2 separate regions of the Homo sapiens genome follow, and region 1 is linked to region 2. Evidence: read pairs that join two places in POLR2A ChIA-PET (ENCODE). Cell type or tissue: K562. All regions are shown on one strand. Links, peaks and the distances in the headings refer to the core of each region. The heading gives the core; the rest is flanking DNA.

Region 1 (8,321 bases), core at 270-8,269, 66 kb after region 2:
AGCCATCACAACCAGCCTAAAAAATGCTAAAATTATACAGGAAATGTTTGCCACAGAATATTTTATTTTATTTTTTTGAGACAAAGTTTCAGTCTGTTACCCAGGCTGGAGTGCAATGGCGCGATCTCAGCTCAGTGCAACTTCCGCCTCCCGGGTTCAAGCAATTCTCTTCCCTCAGCCTCCCAAGTAGCTGGGATGACAGGTGTTTGCCACTACACCTGGCTAATTTTTTTTATTTTTAGTAGAGACGGGGTTTCACCATGTTGGTCAGGATGGTCTCAAACTCCTGACCTCAAGTGATCCACCTGCCTCGGCCTCCCAAAGTGTTGGAATTACAGGCGTGAGCCACCATGCCCAGCCCACACAGTCTTTAAAGGGTATCTTAGTCCATCTTCTGCTGGAATACCTGAGACTGGGTAATTTATAAAGAAATTATTGTGGGCCGGGCATGGTGGCTCATGCCTGCAATCCAGCACTTTGGGAGGCTGAGGCGGGTGGATCACCTGAGGTCAGGGGTTCGAGACCAGCTTGGCCAACATGGCGAAACCCCATCTCTACTAAAAATACAAAAATTAGCCAGGCACAGTGGCGCGCACCTGTAATCCCAGCTACTTGAGAGGCTGAGGCAGGAGAATCACTTGAATCCGGGAGGTGGAGGTTGCAGTGAGCCGGGATTGCACTACTGTGCTCCAGCCTGGGCAACAGAGAGAGACTCTGTCACAAAAAGAAAAAAAGAAAGAAAAAGAAAGAAAGAGAAAGAAAGAAAGGAAGAAAGGAAGGAAGGAAGAAAGAAAGGGAAATTATTATAAATTATAAATTATTTTTTGCTGTTTTGTTTTTTAGAGAAAATAATGACAGGTTCTCGCCCTGTCATTCACGCTGAAACGCACTGGCACAATCATAGTTTGTTGCAGCCTCCAACTCCTGGATTCAAGCGATGTTCCTGCTTCAGCCTGCCAAGTAACTGGGACTGCAGGCATGCACCACCATACCCAGCTAATTTTTAATTTTTTGTAGAGACAGAATCTCGCCATGTTGCCCAGGCTGGTCTCAAACTCCAGGGCTCAAGTGATCCCACCCTGCCTCAGCCTCTCGAGTAGCTAGGACTACAGGTGTGCGTCACTACATCCAGCTAATTTTTAAACATTTTTTTGTAGAGATGGGGTCTCACTATTGTTGCCCAGGCTGGTCTCAAACTCCTGGCCTCAAGCAGTCCTCCTCCTTTGGCCTCCCAAAGCACTGAGATTACAGGCATGAGCCACATCACCTGGTCCTAAGAAAACAATTTAATTTCTTTTTCTTTTTTTTTTCTTTTTTTCTTTCTTTCTTTTTTTTTTTTTTTTTTTTTTTTTTGAGATGGAGTTTTGCTCTTGTTGCCCAGGCTGGAGTGCAATGGCACGATCTCAGCTCACTGCAACCTCCACCTCCCGGTTCAAGAGATTCTCCTGCCTCAGCCTCCCCCATAGCTGGGATTACAGGTGCCCACCACTATGCCAGGCTAATTTTTGTATTTTTAGTAGAGACGGGGTTTTGCCATGTTAGTCAGGCTGGTCTCAAACTCCTGACCTCGTGATCCGCCCACCTCAGCCTCCCAAAGTGCTGGGATTACAGGCATGAGCCACCACGCCCGGCCCAACAATTTAATTTCTTACAGCTCTTTAGGCTGGGAAGTCCAGGATCTAGGGACTGTGTCTGGTGGGGGCCTTCTTGCTGCTGAGGATGCTGTAGAATCCCGAGGCAGTGTGGGGCATCCCGTGGTGAGGGGCCTGTATGTGCTAACTCGAGTCTCTTTTTCTCCTCTCTAAAGCCACTAATGCCTCACCCTCAAGACCGCAGCTAATCCTAATCACCTCCCAAAGGTCCCACCCCTCCAATACCACAGTCAAATTTCCCACCCTCTTAATACTGTTACAACGGGGATCAAGTTTCAGAATAAGTTTTCGAAGAGACAAACATTCGAAACACAGCAAGGGGCAAGGCCAGGTTGTCGACTTGGAAAGGCAGAAGGTATGAAAGAAAGCAAAGCCAACCTTTGGCTGTAGCAGAGGAGAGACTGGGGGAGACAGGCATGAGAAATGTTATTTTATTTATATTTGTGTGTTACTTGACCAGCTACAATGTTCATGTACTACCTCAATGATCTTTTTAAAATCCTATCAAATAAAAAACATTTTAAATAAAGTCAAGTTTTGAAATCAACACTCAAGGCCAGATGACATCAAACAAGCTGCATCAAAGTTGGGGAGGGGAGGCTGGGCTCGATGGCTCACGTCTGTAATCCCAGCACTTTGGGAGGTTGGGGCGGGTGGATTACCTGAGGTCGGGAGTTGGAGACCAGCCTGGCCAACATGGTGAAACCCCATCTCTACTAAAAATACAAAACAATTAGCTGAGCATGGTGGTGTAATCCCAGCCACTCGGGAGACTGAGGCAGGAGAATCACTTGAACTAGAGAGATGGAGGTTGCAGTCAGCTGAGATCGTGCCACTGCACTCCAGCCTGGGTGACAGGGCGAGACTCCGTCTCAAAAAAAAACCCAAAAAAAACAAAGTTGAGGAGGGGAGGTGCTAGGTAAAAGGAATCCTGGAGGCTGGGCCCGGTGGCTCGTGCCTGTAATCCCAGCACTAGGAAGGCAGGAGGACTGCTTGAGGCCAGGAGTTCAAGACACGCCTGGGCAACATAGCAAGACCCTTTCTCTACAAAAAAAAAACTTAAAAATTAGCCAGGTGTGGTGGTGTGTACCTGTGGGCTCAGCTGCCCAGGAGGCTGAGGTGGGAGAATAGCTTGAACCCAGGAATTTGAGGCAACAGTGAGCTATGATCATGTCACTGCACTCCAGCCTGGGCGACAGAGAGAGACCTAGTCTCAGAAAACAAAAAAAGTCTTGGAAACTACCCAAATGCCCACCATGGTAGAATTAGCATAGAAATATTCACACAATGGAACACTAGATAGTAATGAGAATTAATGAATTACAGCTTTCAGAAGAAATAAGGACACTCTGCAGACTGCAGACAAATGTCAAATGGCGGTGCACACACTTCCAATCTATTTCTTTCTTTCTTTCTTTTTTTTTTTTTTTTGAGATGGAGTCCTGCGCTGTTGCCCAGGCTGGAGTGCAGTGGCACAATCTCGGCTCACTGCAACCTCTGCCTTCCAGGTTCAAGCAATCTCCTGCCTCAGCCTCCTGAGTAGGTGGGACTACAGGTGTACAGAACCACACTGGCTAATTTTTTTTGTATTTTTACTAGAGACGGGGTTTTGCCATGTTGGCCAGGCTGGTCTCGAACTCCTGACCTCAAGCAATCCATCTGCCTTGGCCTCCCAAAGCGCTGGCATTACAGGCGTGAGCCACCGCACCTGGCCCAATCTATTTCTATAAATTTCAAGAACAGGCAGCGCAGGTCTGTTGAAGGTCCGATGACGCCAGGAGAGTGGCTGCCCTTGACGGTAGTGAGGACTGACTAATGGGGTGTGAAGGGGTTCCTGAGGCCTGGCATGTTGAGCATCCTGACCTGGGTGCAGGGTCCGGCACACCCCAGCTCCCCCGGCTCGCTCCTCCGAAGTCTGGCAGGAGCCAGGCCCAGTCTCAGAGCTCAGCTTCTGCAATTCCTCCCTCTCTCTCTCTGGCCTGACCCAGCTGGGGTCTATGGCCCCCAGAAAGAAGCCTGACCCCTTTCATGAATGAGCCCGGGCCCCGGAACGCGGCTGCAGCCACCCCTCCCAGGCTGGGCTGGTGCCTGTCAGTGGCGACCCTGAGTCCCTTGGACAGAGGACTAGAGAGATTTGCCCGGGCTCCTACACAAAGGGGGTTCTGTCCGTCTGTCCCACAGAGGCAAGGGACCACGCAGGGCCAAGTTGGCCCCGGCCGTGCTAAGCCTCTCTCCCCCTCTCCGCTTGGCCCTGGCCGCTTCTTTGTGTCCATTCATGAATTCAAGGCTCCTCCTGAAAGGCCGGCGGTATCTTGGCTCAGTCTTTGGGAAACAGTCCTTGGGCCGGTGCCACCTGGGAATGGTCATGAAATAAAATCCTGGGGCAGACAGTGATGGGAACAGGAAGGGGAAACTGAGCAAGGGGTGGAAGGGGCCCGGGCTTGCATCTCGTGCCAGAGGCGCGGGACTCTGGCATGATCTGCAGGAGACAGCACTCAGGTGCACTGTGCGTGGCATCCCATGTGAACGGCCCCCTGGGCCTGGGGGTACTGACCCGACAGATCTGAGACCAGCTCCCAGCCTTGGCGCCCACCCTGTGGCTCCCCGGGAAATCTCTTCCCCTATGGGATGAGAAGGGTCCGTATCTCCAAAGCTAGGACCATCTCCCAGCCTCAGGAGGCTCCCAGATGCTATCAAGTGAGAAGGGGCCATGGTCATCGCTGGCTGCTGTGAGTGGGGTTAGGAGGAGGGGTCGCCCCAACAAAGATGGGGGCCCCTTAGGCACCTGTTCGTCCTCAGCTAGCTCCTGGGTCGGCCTCTGTGAACATGCCACAGACACCAGCCCTAACCATCAAGCCCTCCTTCCACCTGACCTAGGGGCTCTCACCCACCAATCATCTCCCAGAGATTCCTGTGACATCACCAGCAGCCAATCAGAGTGTCCCAGGTTGGCAGGTCAGAGGCAGCCTTACTTTGAGAGTTGGTAAGTTTTCAGGCAATAGCAGAAAAAGGACACTTCTGACCGGGCGCGGTGGCTCGCGCCTGTAATCCCAGCACTTTGGGAGGCCGAGGCAGGTGGATCACTTGGGGCCAGGAATTCAAGACCAGCCTGGCCAACATGGCGAAACCCTGTCTCTACTAAAAATACAAAAATAAGCCGGGCGTGGTGGCGGGTGCCTGTAATCCCAGCTACTCAGGAGGCTGAGGCAAGAGAATCGCTTGAACCTGGGAGGCGGAGGTTACAGTGAGCCGAGATGGCACCACTGCACTCCAGCCTGGACGACAGAGTGAGAACCTGTCTCAAAAAAAAAAAAAAAAGACACTTTTTTTAAACAGTGGAATACTGCATTTTATTATTATTTTTCTTTATACTTTTTTAAACTGCTGTTTTAGGTTCAGGGGTACATGTGCAGGTTTGTTATGTAGGTAAATTGCATGTCACGGGGGTCTGGTGTCCCTGACTCAAATAAAGAAATTAATAAATATCTTCTTAATAGCACCAGGAAGGTTGCACCACAAATGTATCTTTAAAGAGTCCTTGAGGTGACAAAATAATCTGCATGCCAAAGGACACTTTAAAGATACATTTGTGGTGCAACTTTCCTGGTGCTGGTGGGAGGTCATTTATTTATTTATATATTTTTGAGATGAAGTCTCGCCCTGTTGCCCAAGCTGAAGTGCTGTGGCATGATCTCAGCTCACTGCAGCCTCCACCTCCTGGGTTCAAGTGATCCTCCTGCCTCAGCCTCCCGAGTACCTGGGACTACAGGCACGTGCCACCATGCCCAGCTAATTTTTGTATTTTTAGTAGAGACAGTGTTTTGCCATGTTGGCCAGGCTGATCTTGAACTCCTGACCTCAGATGATCCACTGCCTTGACCTCCCAAAGTGCTGGGATTACAGGCATGAGCCACCATGCCTGGTCTTATTTTTTATTTTTATTTTTTCTGTAGAGATGGGGGGGGTCTTGCCATGTTGCCCAGGCTGTTCTCGAATACCTGGCCTCATGTGATTCTCCCGCCTTGGCCTCCCAAAGTGCTGGGATTACAGGTGTGAGCCACCTGGCCCTGCCTGGGAGGACATTTCTATTTTTTTTTTAATTAAAAAATTTTTTTAATTAATTAGAAATGGAGCCTCACTATGTTGCCCAGGCTGGTCTTGAACTCCTGGCCTCAAGCTATCCTCCTGCCTCAGCCTCTCAAAGTGCTGGGATTACAGGCATGAGCCATACACCCGGCCCTAGGAGGACATTTCTAATTCCCATTACACTTTCCATCCTGTCTATACCTCTTTTTTTTTTTTGAGACAGAGTTTTGCTCTTGTTGCCCAGGCTGGAGTGCGATGGTGCTATCTCGGCTCATTGCAACCTCTGCCTCGCGGGTTCAAGCGATTCTCCTGCCTCCGCCTCCCAAGTAGCTGGGACTACAGACACGTGCCACCACCTCACCCGGCTTTTTTGTTTGTTTTTTAGTAGAGACAGGGTTTCACCATGTTAGTCAGGCTGGTCTTGAACTTCTGACCTCAAGTGATCCACCCACCTCAGCCTCCCGAAGTGCTGGGATTACAGGATGAGCCACCGCGCCAGGCCCCATCCTGTCTATACTTCTGTCCTAACTCCATCCCAGCCAGTGACCCCTTAGATAGTTGGAGTACACTTCAGGAGGTCCTGCCCTTTTCTTTTTTTTTTTTTTTTTTTTTTTGAGACAGAGTCTCTCACTGTCACCCAGGCTGGAGTGCAGTGGCGCAATGTCAGCTCATTGCAACCTCCACCTCCTGGGTTCAAGCGATTCTCCTGCCTCAGTCTCCTGCGTAGCTGAGATTACAGGCGCCTGCCACCACGCCCCGCTAATTTTTTGTATTTTTAGTAGAGATGGAGTTTCACCATGTTGGCCAGGCTGGTCTCAAACTCCTGACCTTGTGATCCGCCTGCCTCAGCCTCCCAAAGTACTGGGATTACAGGCATGAGCCACCGCGCCTGGCCTTTTTTCTGTATTTTTAGTAAACACGGGCTTTCACCATGTTGACGAGGATGATCTCGATCTCCCGACCTCGTGATCCACCTGCCTCAGCCTCCCAAAGTGCTGAGATTACAGGCGTGCGCCACCGTGCCCAGTCAGTCCTGCCCTTTTCAACTCACACCCTACCCATTTCACAGAAGAGAAGACTGAGACCCAACTGCTCTACCCTGATGTCCCCTAGCAGTGCCCATTACCTAGCTTGTGTCAAAGGGCAGGGGGAGGGTTTAGGCTGAGCACTCACACTGTGGCCACAGAAAACCTCTAGATATGGAGACCAGTAGCCAGCATGTTAGCCCTGCAGTCCAGCCCTGGCTGTGCAACCCAGGAAATGGTACTTAACCTCCCTGAGCTTGTAGCCCTTCTGGAAAATTCCTATCCTAGACACTTCACAAACTGCCTTGAGAGCCGAAGAGGAGGGCAGCTTGAAGACAAATCACTGTTGTTGACTGATTATTTTATTTTACTTTATTTTTTGAGACAGGATCTTGCTCTGTCACTCAGGCTAGAGTGCAGTGGCATGATCACAGCTCACTGCAGCCTCAAACTCCTGGGCTCAAGTGATCCTCCCACCTCAACCTCCTGAGTAGCTGGGACTATAGGTGCACGCCACCACCCCCAACTAATTTTCTCTTTATTTTTTGTAGAGATGAGGTCTCACTATGTTGCTCACTATGAACTCTTTAGCTCAAGCAATCTTCCCACCTCAGCCTCCCAAGTAGCTGGGGACTACAGGTGCACACTACCACATCCAACACTCCCTCTCTACAAAAAATGTAAAAATTAGCTGGGTATGGTGGCACACACCTGTAGTCCCAGCTACTGGGGAGGCTGAGGAGGGAGGATCGCTTGAGCCCAGGAGTTCGAGGCTGCAGTGAGCTATGATCGAACCACCGCACTTCAGCCTGGGCAACAGAGCAAGAAAAAAAAAATTGGAATCTATTCTGAAGGAAATTAGCAAATCCTTCCCATCCCTCCCCTGGCCCCAGGGAAACTTTAGCCCTGGGCTCACTTGGAGGGAGCAAAGGTGGGTCTAGTTCCAGAGATGAGGGGAGCCAGGGGTGAGCCCACCCTCCTGCTGGAGCCAAGAGGCATGACCTGGGCCAGCCCACCCCACGCTGGATCTGTGGAGCAGGCTCCGGAGTGGCCGATGCTCTCCGTTTTTCAACCCTCTCAGCACTCCTACTATTCCTGCGAAAGGACTGGTGGAAGATCGAGGAGGACTTGGAATGGCCATTCTCCACCAGAATAGTCCAGCCCGGCCAGTGGCCATGGGTCCAGTGTGCCATCACAGAGCCAAGAATAGCAGAGAGACAGTCTCTCTGGGTCCTGCTGAACCCCGCTACTTCTGGTCTTTTCAGTCCTGAACACCAACAAATTCCTTTTTTTCTTTTTTCTCTTTCTTCTTCTTCTTCTTCTTTTTTTTTTTTTTTTTTTTTTTTTGAGACAGAGTCTTGCTTTGTCGCCTAGGCTGGAGTGAAGTGGCACGATCTCGGCTCACTACAAGCTCCGCCTCCCAGGTTCACACCATTATCCTGCCTCAGCCTCCTGAATAGCTGGGACTACAGGCGCCCGCCACCATGCCTGGCTAATTTTTTTTGTATTTTTAGCAGAGACGGGGTTTCACCATGTTAGCCAGGATGCTCTTTCTTCT
Region 2 (8,321 bases), core at 245-8,244:
TCTGCCACTTAAACCCTCAAAACAAAAGAACGATACATTCTCTGTCAGTATATTCTCTAAAACCATGAGAGACGCTACTCAGTATGATTTAAACAGATCCCCAAACATCTTTCAACCAACATTATAGGTCACTGTTGGGAACCAACAGATATTAACGTGGTTTTTTGTTTTGTTTTGTTTTGTTTCTTTGAGATGGAGTCTCGCTCTCTTGCCCAGGCTGGAGTGCAGTGGCACAATCTCAGCTCATTGCAAGCTCCACCTCCCAGGTTCAAGCAATTCTCCTGCCTCAGCCTCCCAAGTAGCTGGGATTACAGGTGCCCACCACCATGCCTGGCTAATTTTTTTATATTTTTAGTAGAGACGGGATTTCACCATGTTGGCCAGGCTGGTCTGGAACTCCTGACCTCAGGTGATCCACCCTCCTCGGCCTCCCAAAGTGCTGGGATTACAGGCGTGAGCCACCGTGCCCGACTATTTTATGTCTTTCAAACAGTTCACACCAGTGACAACATCCCTCTGTGTTTTTGGTGTTAATGCTAAACTCTGTCAGTGGCCCCTTATGGAACGTAGCTGGACGTCACCCGAGTCCCCAGGGCAGGAGGGGGTGCTGCCCCTCCGGGACTCACTCAGCTCAGGGGACAACAGGGCTGTCAACGGTGCCTCTATGATCAAACTGAAGGTTACTGATTTTTTAAGTGTAAGCAGTAAACTGAAGGATGAAACTGGCTGTGAGCAACTAACCATTCAAGTTTATTTTCTCTTTGAATTGGAAATGCTCAAACACGTCTTTAAAGTTCAATAACTTTTCTAGTTTTAGGCTGGTGAAAAAAGGTTTGGGGTTGTTTTGCTTTTAGCCAGACCACATACAATGAAGGTTTCCCACGGTGACTCTGTCATTGGGAATCCACTGGAAGGGAAGTCCCAGTTAAGTGGCAGTGAGTTATTCCCATGTAAAAAGAGGAAAAGCAATCCTTTCACCTCCACTGTGCTAAGATAAGAGTTATTTTCAAGTCAGAGTCATAGCGGAAGAAAAATATTTCAAATGAAAACAACCACAAAGAGGTTTGCGGACAAGGGAGGACAGAACTCACGGCACCCCGTCGGCAGAGGAAGGCAGCGGCGCTTCCCGCGTGCACACAACAGTCCCTGCGGCCCGCACACCCCTGGCTGTCATCGGGGAGGCCGAGTCCTGCTACCTGTCCTGAGTGACAAGGCGGGACGACAAATGCAAACTCAGAGCTGGCACTCAGCGACAACACAGACCTGCCACCCGCCTGCCAGCTCCATCGCAGCACTGGGGGCAGGAGGGCAGCCCACCACGCCGCCAGGTGGCCAGGGCTGCAGGTTCCTCTGTCGCTCAAGCCACATCCACACTCCTGGACGGCCACACCATCCCCACACCACCCTCCCACACACACACAAAGAAAACGGACCCCACTCGGGAGTCTTGCAGACGCATAGGAGCTAAGACCCACAGAGGGGCCTCCTCTCCTCAGGGCACCAACCCTTCCACAGGTATTTAATAAGCACCTACTGTATACCAGACATTGGATGGGCTGTTTTTCAGTCAAAAGCCCAGTGAGTGCTGGGGTGGTGTTCCCAGGCTTTGTTTAGCCTGAACCTTCCTGGCTAAACCTCGGCGGCTTTACAAACTCTCTAGGGTGCCTCTTTACAAAGTGCGCATCCAAAGCCACGGTGATGTCCCTGTCTCCAGGAACGCATGAATGCCAAGACTCTGCACGTCACCATCCCTGAGACCCTGGGTTTGCCAGGCACCCAGCCCCTCCGAGAGTGGCCCAGGAGAAACAAATGTCGCCACTGTGGATCAGGCCTGAGGGCCTGGGGCAGGTACTCAGCCATATGGTCCCAGTGGGCAGGGGCTCGTGTGGCCGAGTCCAGGCAGCCAGGTCCAATACTGCAGCTCTCAATAGAGGGCAGGTCTGCCTCCAGGGAACATCTGGCCATGTCTGCAGACATCTTTGGTTGTTACAACTTGGGGGTGGGGGCACAGGAGCCAGGGACACTGCTCATCGCCCTGCAACCACGGACGCCTCCCTCAGCAAAGATGCCCCAACCTAAAATGTAACGGGAGGAAGGGAGAAAGCAAGGAAGGCCAGCCCTCCCCGGGCTCTGCGCGGGTTTAACACTTACCCCTCCTGCAAAGGCAAACCAAGCCTCCCCTCACCGTTCCCCAGCCCCTGACAAAAACCACATGGCCCTGTCATCGCCCCTCCCCAGTGCATCTAAGTGGCTGCTGTCTTATCTCGGTGACAGGACCCAGGCCCCTCTGTGGGGCACCAGCCCTAAATACAGCCTTCTAGGAAAGGGGAGTGAGAGCCACTTCCAGCCCGGCCATACCTCCAGCACCAGCCTCCTCCTGGAAGAGACCCTCTAGGTCTTGTGACTCTGGAAATCAGGGGGAACCTGGTGGCTATGAGAAGGAGACATTTATGGAAAACAAAAACCCAAAGTGCCTGCGTGCATTTCTACAGGGGGGTAGCAGTGAACTAAGTGATGAGTGAACCGGCAGGAAGCGCCTGGCTGACACCTTCCCCACCAGACTCTGTAGGGGAGTCCGAGGTGAGGGGCAGGGGAGAGGCCTGAGAGACTTTGGCGAAATGCTTCCCCTGAAATGGTGCAACCCGTTAGCCCAACCCAGAACCAATGTGACTCTGTTTTTCTTTTGAGTCAGAGTCTCGCTCTGTCACCCAGGCTGGAGTGCAGTGGTGCGATCTCAGCTCACTGCAACCTCCGCCTCCTGGGTTCAAGCGATTCTCTGCCTCCCAAGTAGCTGGGATTACAGGTATGCACCATCATGCCCGGCTACTTCTTTTATATTTTCAGTAGAGACGGGGTTTCACCATGTTGGTCAGACTGGTCTTGAACTCCTGACTTCAATTGATCTGCCTGCCTCGGCCTCCCAAAGTGCTGGGATTACACGCGTGAGCCACCGCGCCCGGCCAAGTGTGACTCTTACCATAGGAGTAATGGGAAATTATTGAAAAACAGTGTTACAGTGTTGAGCAACCTGGGGCTGGACTCGTTAACACAAACGTACATGGTCACACATGCATGCACACACATGCACACCACACAGACACACACACATGGTCACACGTGCACATCACATCACCACATGCACAGGCCAGGGGTCCCTTCCCTTTCTCGCCACTTTTTCCAGGTGAGATCGAACTGTTATCTCACCAGGGATCAGGGACAGCCCCACGCTGGGTCCTCTTGGGAGAGAATGCAGGAGCTGAAGGGGCCCTGGCGTGCGCTGGACCTCACTGGGCCTGCCCTGCAGGGGCAGATGTGATCCTGCCATCCCGCCGTCCTTTTGAAACTACACCACCCACTTCAGTAGGATTTGTTTCACTGCAGCCCCCCACCTTCCCCCAAAGCGACACGGTGACACATGCCCCACACTGAGGGCCACTCTCAGGACAAACAGACACCACAGCAGCCCCATCGGTGCCCAGGGAGGCGCAGGACAGGCGGGCTGCTGGAAGGCGCAGAGCTCACCATCACCGGAGGTATGTAATGGAGAGGACACGGTGGGTGTTAGGAAAGCCTCCCCACCACGATTCTTCCACGTCACTCCAACCTGAGGCAGGCTGGCGCCCACGGCTGCTGGAGAAGCTGCTACAGTGAAAAACCCCTCGGCTTCCCACCTCCTCCCCTTCTCTGGCTCTCAGTCGTTCCCCTTGGAGGGGCGAGGGAGGAATCGCCTAGTGCCGGCTGCAAACTCACTCAGGGGGACGTGGGACACAGCAAAGGCTCAGTGCCCTCCCCGTTCCGTGCCTCCAAGCCAGCAGGAGAGACCTCTCAGAGGCGGGTTCCAGGGATGTGCACAGAGGCCGCCTCCAACCCACGGAAAGGCCGTGCAGGTGTCTCACGCAGGGAACAGTTCCAAGTGGGAGACTGTGTGTGTGAGCACCTGTGTGGACATTTCTCTGTCCAGGTACCCATGTGTCACCACAACAACCGAACACACTCTAGCGCAAAGCTTCTGGGCGCGGGCCTGTTTGAGGCAGGGCTGTCCAGCTACAGTAAGGTCTGTGCGGGGTCATCCCCAGCGGAGCCTGGCTTATCCACGTGGGGACCCCCTGGGTCTAGCCTTCCCCCGGCTCCAGGCAGAGGCTCAATAACCGTTCTGTAATGAGCAGAAGCATGTGTGCATGCCTCTACCAGCTGCTCCATCTCAAACCACCCGGCCGCCTCAGTGAACCTTCTTGGCATGGCTGAGGGTCACAGGAGTCCCTGGGCCACAGCCAGAGAAGGTCAGCAAGGAAGGATGAGTGCCCGAGGCCCAGGGGGCCAGCTCTGGGTAGGTAACACAACCTGCTCCAGCCCAGATGAGTGTGTCAGTATGGCTGGGCAGCCTGATGGACTCTCTTTGGCAGGTTTCGAAAACCGCCACGAGCTTAGACAGGCTGTGAGCAGGGGTGCTTTCGCTCGCCCTGAATAATTTAACAGGAATGATTCCAAAAGAAGTGCATGAGCTTGGCCGGGTGTGGTGGCTCACACCTGTCATCCCAGCACTTTAGGAGGCCAAGGTGGGCAGATCACCTGAGGTCCGGAGTTCGAGACCAGCCTGGCCAACATGGTGAAACCCCATCTCTACTAAAAATACAAAAATTGGCCGGGCGCGGTGGCTCACGCCTGTAATCCCAGCACTTTGGGAGGCCGAGGCGGGCGGATCACAAGGTCAGGAGATGGAGACCATCCTGGCTAACACGGTGAAACCCCGTGTCTACTAAAAATACAAAAAATTAGCCGGGCGTGGTGGCGGGCGCCTGTAGTCCCAGCTACTCGGGAGGCTGAGGCAGGAGAATGGCGTGAACCCGGGAGGCGGAGCTTGCAGTGAGCCGAGATTGTGCCACTGCACTCCAGCCTGGGCGACAGAGCGAGACTCCATCTCCAACAACAACAACAACAACAACAACAACAACAACAACAACAACAACAAAATTAGCCGGGCGTGGTGGTGGTGCATGCCGTAATCCCAGCTATTCAGGAGGCTGAGGCAGGAGAATCGTTTGAACCTGGGAGGCAGAGGTTGCAGTGAGCTGAGATCATGCCATTGCACTCCAGCCTGGGCGACAGAGAGAGACTCCATCTCAAAAAAAAAAAAAGAAGCACGTGAGCCTCAGACAAGCTCCTGTCTCCTGCAACATGCACTCTGGCCCCACCATCCTACACTGGCAGTCGCCTATCACCTGTGAAGACGGCGGGCCTTCCCAGGGCTCCTCCTCGCCCGGTGACACACAACGCAATGGCCTGAGGACAGGCCAGGCTGATCCCCAGCCACACAGCAGCAACCCTGGCCCGTGCTCTGCAGCCCCAAGGTGGCCCTGTCCCACTCGCTTTTTGCCCGCTGCTTGGCAGAGGCAACGCATGGTGGAAGAATGACCGAAATTCTGTGTCTGACATTGAAGAGCCTTTGTTCCCGTGCAGAAAACATCCCACCATGCGCCTCCTCCCTTTCGGGTTTCCTGGCCTCACAGGAGGTCTTTTTGAATCAGGAGGGGAGGGACCCCATCTCTGCCACCGGATCACCGGTCCTTCCAAGGGACCACTGGATCGTGACATGGCAGGGTCAGGATGAAAACCAAATCCCAGAAGTGGCGACCTCTGGGTGGAGGAAGGATCCCCAGGTGCAGGCAATTGGGGGTGCTTGTCTGAGCAGACTTTAAGAGCCATAATTAAAGCAACCACAAGTTACTCTTTTTATTGTTATTTTTTTGAGACAGGGTCTCACTCTGTTGCCTGGGCTAGAGTGCAGTGGTACAATCCTGGCTGCAGCATCTGCGGCTCAAGCCATCTTCCCACCTCAGCCTCCTGAGGAGCTGGGACCATAGGTATGCACCACCATGCCTGGCTAATTTTTTTATTTTTTGTAGAGATGGGGCCTCACTATGTTACCCAGGCTGCTCTCAAACTCCTAGGCTCAAGCGATCCTCCTACCTTGGCCTCTCAAAGTGTTGAGATTACAGGTGTGAGCCACCACACCCGGCCAAATTTATTTTATTTATTTATTTATATTTGAGACTGAGTTTCGTTCTTGTTGCCCAGGCTGGAGAGCAATGGCATGATCTCGGCTCACTGCAACCTCCGCCTCCCAGGTTCAAGCGATTCTCCTGCCTGAGCCTCCTGAGTAGCTGGGATTACAGGCGCCTGCCACCACGCCCGGCTAATTTTTGTATTTTTAGTAGATACGGGGTTTCACCATGTTGGCCAGGCTGGTCTCCAACTCCTGACCTCAGGTGATCCACCTGCGTTGGCCTCCCAAAGTGCTGGGATTACAGGTGTGAGCCACCGCGCCTGGCCAAAATTATTTTTTATGACACACACCTATTAAGATAATCAACTTCTTTCCACCAATTGAATAAATCACCAGACACAGTGGGCCCCAGGCCCCGGGGCTCTCAAACTCTGCGGCAGGCACTCAACGCCACCCGTGCTCTCGGCACTCCTCAGACCGACAATGATCGGCTGCCCGTGGCCAGGCCCTCCTCAGGAAGGCCTCCCACCACCCAGGCACCCACAGACCCGCGGTACGCTGAGTGCACCGTGGTCACCTCTGGAGACCTTGCAACCCGGCAATGCCACGTAGGTTTTGGCCTGGGACAGATTCCTTGATTGTCTTTTCACTTCATTGCCCCAAAAACTCCCCGACAAGGTCGCAGGTGCTAAAGGACTTGGAGGGACCCTGTATTTAACAAGGCGTGCGTGGTTGCTATGGTCAATGAGATGACTGCTGGAGAGCTGGACAATAATCTGATCAGACAAAAGAACAGATGTGGCCTCAAATATTGCAAGAATATATCAGGAGCCTCTGAGGAACACCAGCCAGCCTCCTGCTGCGTAGACAAACTACAACTTCCCAGACAGCTGAGGTGAAAGTGGTGAGTTTAAGAGGAAACCTTTGGGAGGCCAAAGTAGGAGGATCGCTTGAGGGCAGGAGGTCAAGACTATCCTGGGTATCACAGCGAGACTCCTGTCTCTACAAAAAGTAAAAAATTAGCTGGGTGTGGTGGTGCACCTATAGTCCTAGCTACTCAGGAGGCTGAGGTGGGAGGATCGCTTGAGCCCAGGAGGCTGCAGTGAGCTGTGGTTGCACCACTGCACTCCAGCCTGGGTGACAGAGCAAGACCCTGTCTCAGAGAACAAAAGAGGAAGGCTTCAAACATCCAGGACACGGGCTCCGACTGCCTCCTGCAGAGCGAGCCCGCCCCACGCATGTCCCCTGCACCACTCCTTCTCCGCCTACCTCGGCTGGCCTTCTCAGCGCTCAGACCCACGGCTCTTCCTGAACCTGTGGCCCCCCTCACCTGCCGTGATGGTGTCCACCTCCTTGGCTGCCAGCTCCTCCACGTCCGACCTCTTCCTCAGCTCAAACCTCCGGGATAAACCTTCTCGGGGTTTCCATAATTCCTGGATCAAGAGGGGCTTCTCACTGTCCCCAAACACCCGAAAGCACCGGGCCTGCCACCGCTGCCCAGCATCGCCGGCTTGGCCCACCACGTCACACAGCACGTACTGGCCGGCCTGCCTGGGGTCCAGGGCGTACCGCTCCAGCGCCTCCTTCACCAGCTCACGGGCGCTGGAGGTGCCGGTGGCCAGGACGCTCTTGTAGTGGGTTCCTGTGCAGACACTGTCCCCAAACACCTTCAGGACACCAGGGGCCGACAGCTGGGTGGAGAGCTCGGCGGGGTCATCGCTGGCGCCCAGGCTGGAGAAGGTGGAGTCCAGGTCCCGGTACTTGTAGCTCAGCGTCCGGGACAGCATGCTGGACAACAGCTGGCTCTGCCGCTTCAGTTTGCTCTTGGTGGGCGGGGACATGATGAAGTGCGTCCCATAAAACATGGTGGGTGAGGCTTCATGGATGAGGACTGTGGGCTTCAGCCAAAGGATGTGGGGAGGCCGTGACCTGGGTGAAAAAGTGAGAGAGGTTAGCGCCAACCATCGTGACCACCAAGAGCAAATGAGGCCACAGGCGGTGACTCCTGCCCGTCATCCCAGCGCTTTAGAAGGCCAAGGTGGGAGGACGGCTTGAGCCCGGGAGTTCCAGACCAGCCTGGGAAACATAGTAAGGCCCCGGCTCTACAAAAAATTTAAAAATTAGCCAGGCATGGTGGTGTGCACTGTACCCACTGCTCTGAAGGCTGAGGCTGGAGGATGGCTTGAGCCCAGGAGTTCAAGATTGCAGTGAGCTATGATAGTGCCACGGCCCTCCAGCCCGGGCAGCAGAGCAAGACCCCATCTCAAAATCTAATGGACATAACAGGCCGTGGGCATCCTGGCCCCGCAGACCTGAC

Evidence for each region. Peaks named below come from ENCODE experiments on the same cell type or tissue, not always from the same donor. Only the 100,000 strongest peaks of a DNase experiment are listed, where the experiment ranks them.
Region 1: POLR2A ChIA-PET joins it to region 2 with 5 read pairs; 2 of 35 experiments call an interaction of 5 or more read pairs at or near these places.

What each region holds. Positions count from the first base shown.
Region 1 is chr7:4,936,676-4,944,996 of GRCh38, forward strand. The region is part of intron 1 of MMD2 (monocyte to macrophage differentiation associated 2); the gene reads right to left. Among named protein-coding and RNA genes, the nearest start is that of MMD2, 18 kb to the right of the region's middle. In K562, for the core only: no CTCF peak of the experiment used is centred there; a DNase peak (open chromatin) is centred at 4,556; H3K27me3 peaks cover 4,627 bases.
Region 2 is chr7:4,870,271-4,878,591 of GRCh38, forward strand. It overlaps RADIL (Rap associating with DIL domain), which reads right to left. Exons shown (of 15, transcript NM_018059.5): 2 at 7,335-7,933. The coding sequence starts at 7,869. Among named protein-coding and RNA genes, the nearest start is that of RADIL, 9.3 kb to the right of the region's middle. In K562, for the core only: no CTCF peak of the experiment used is centred there; DNase peaks (open chromatin) are centred at 2,241 and 2,541.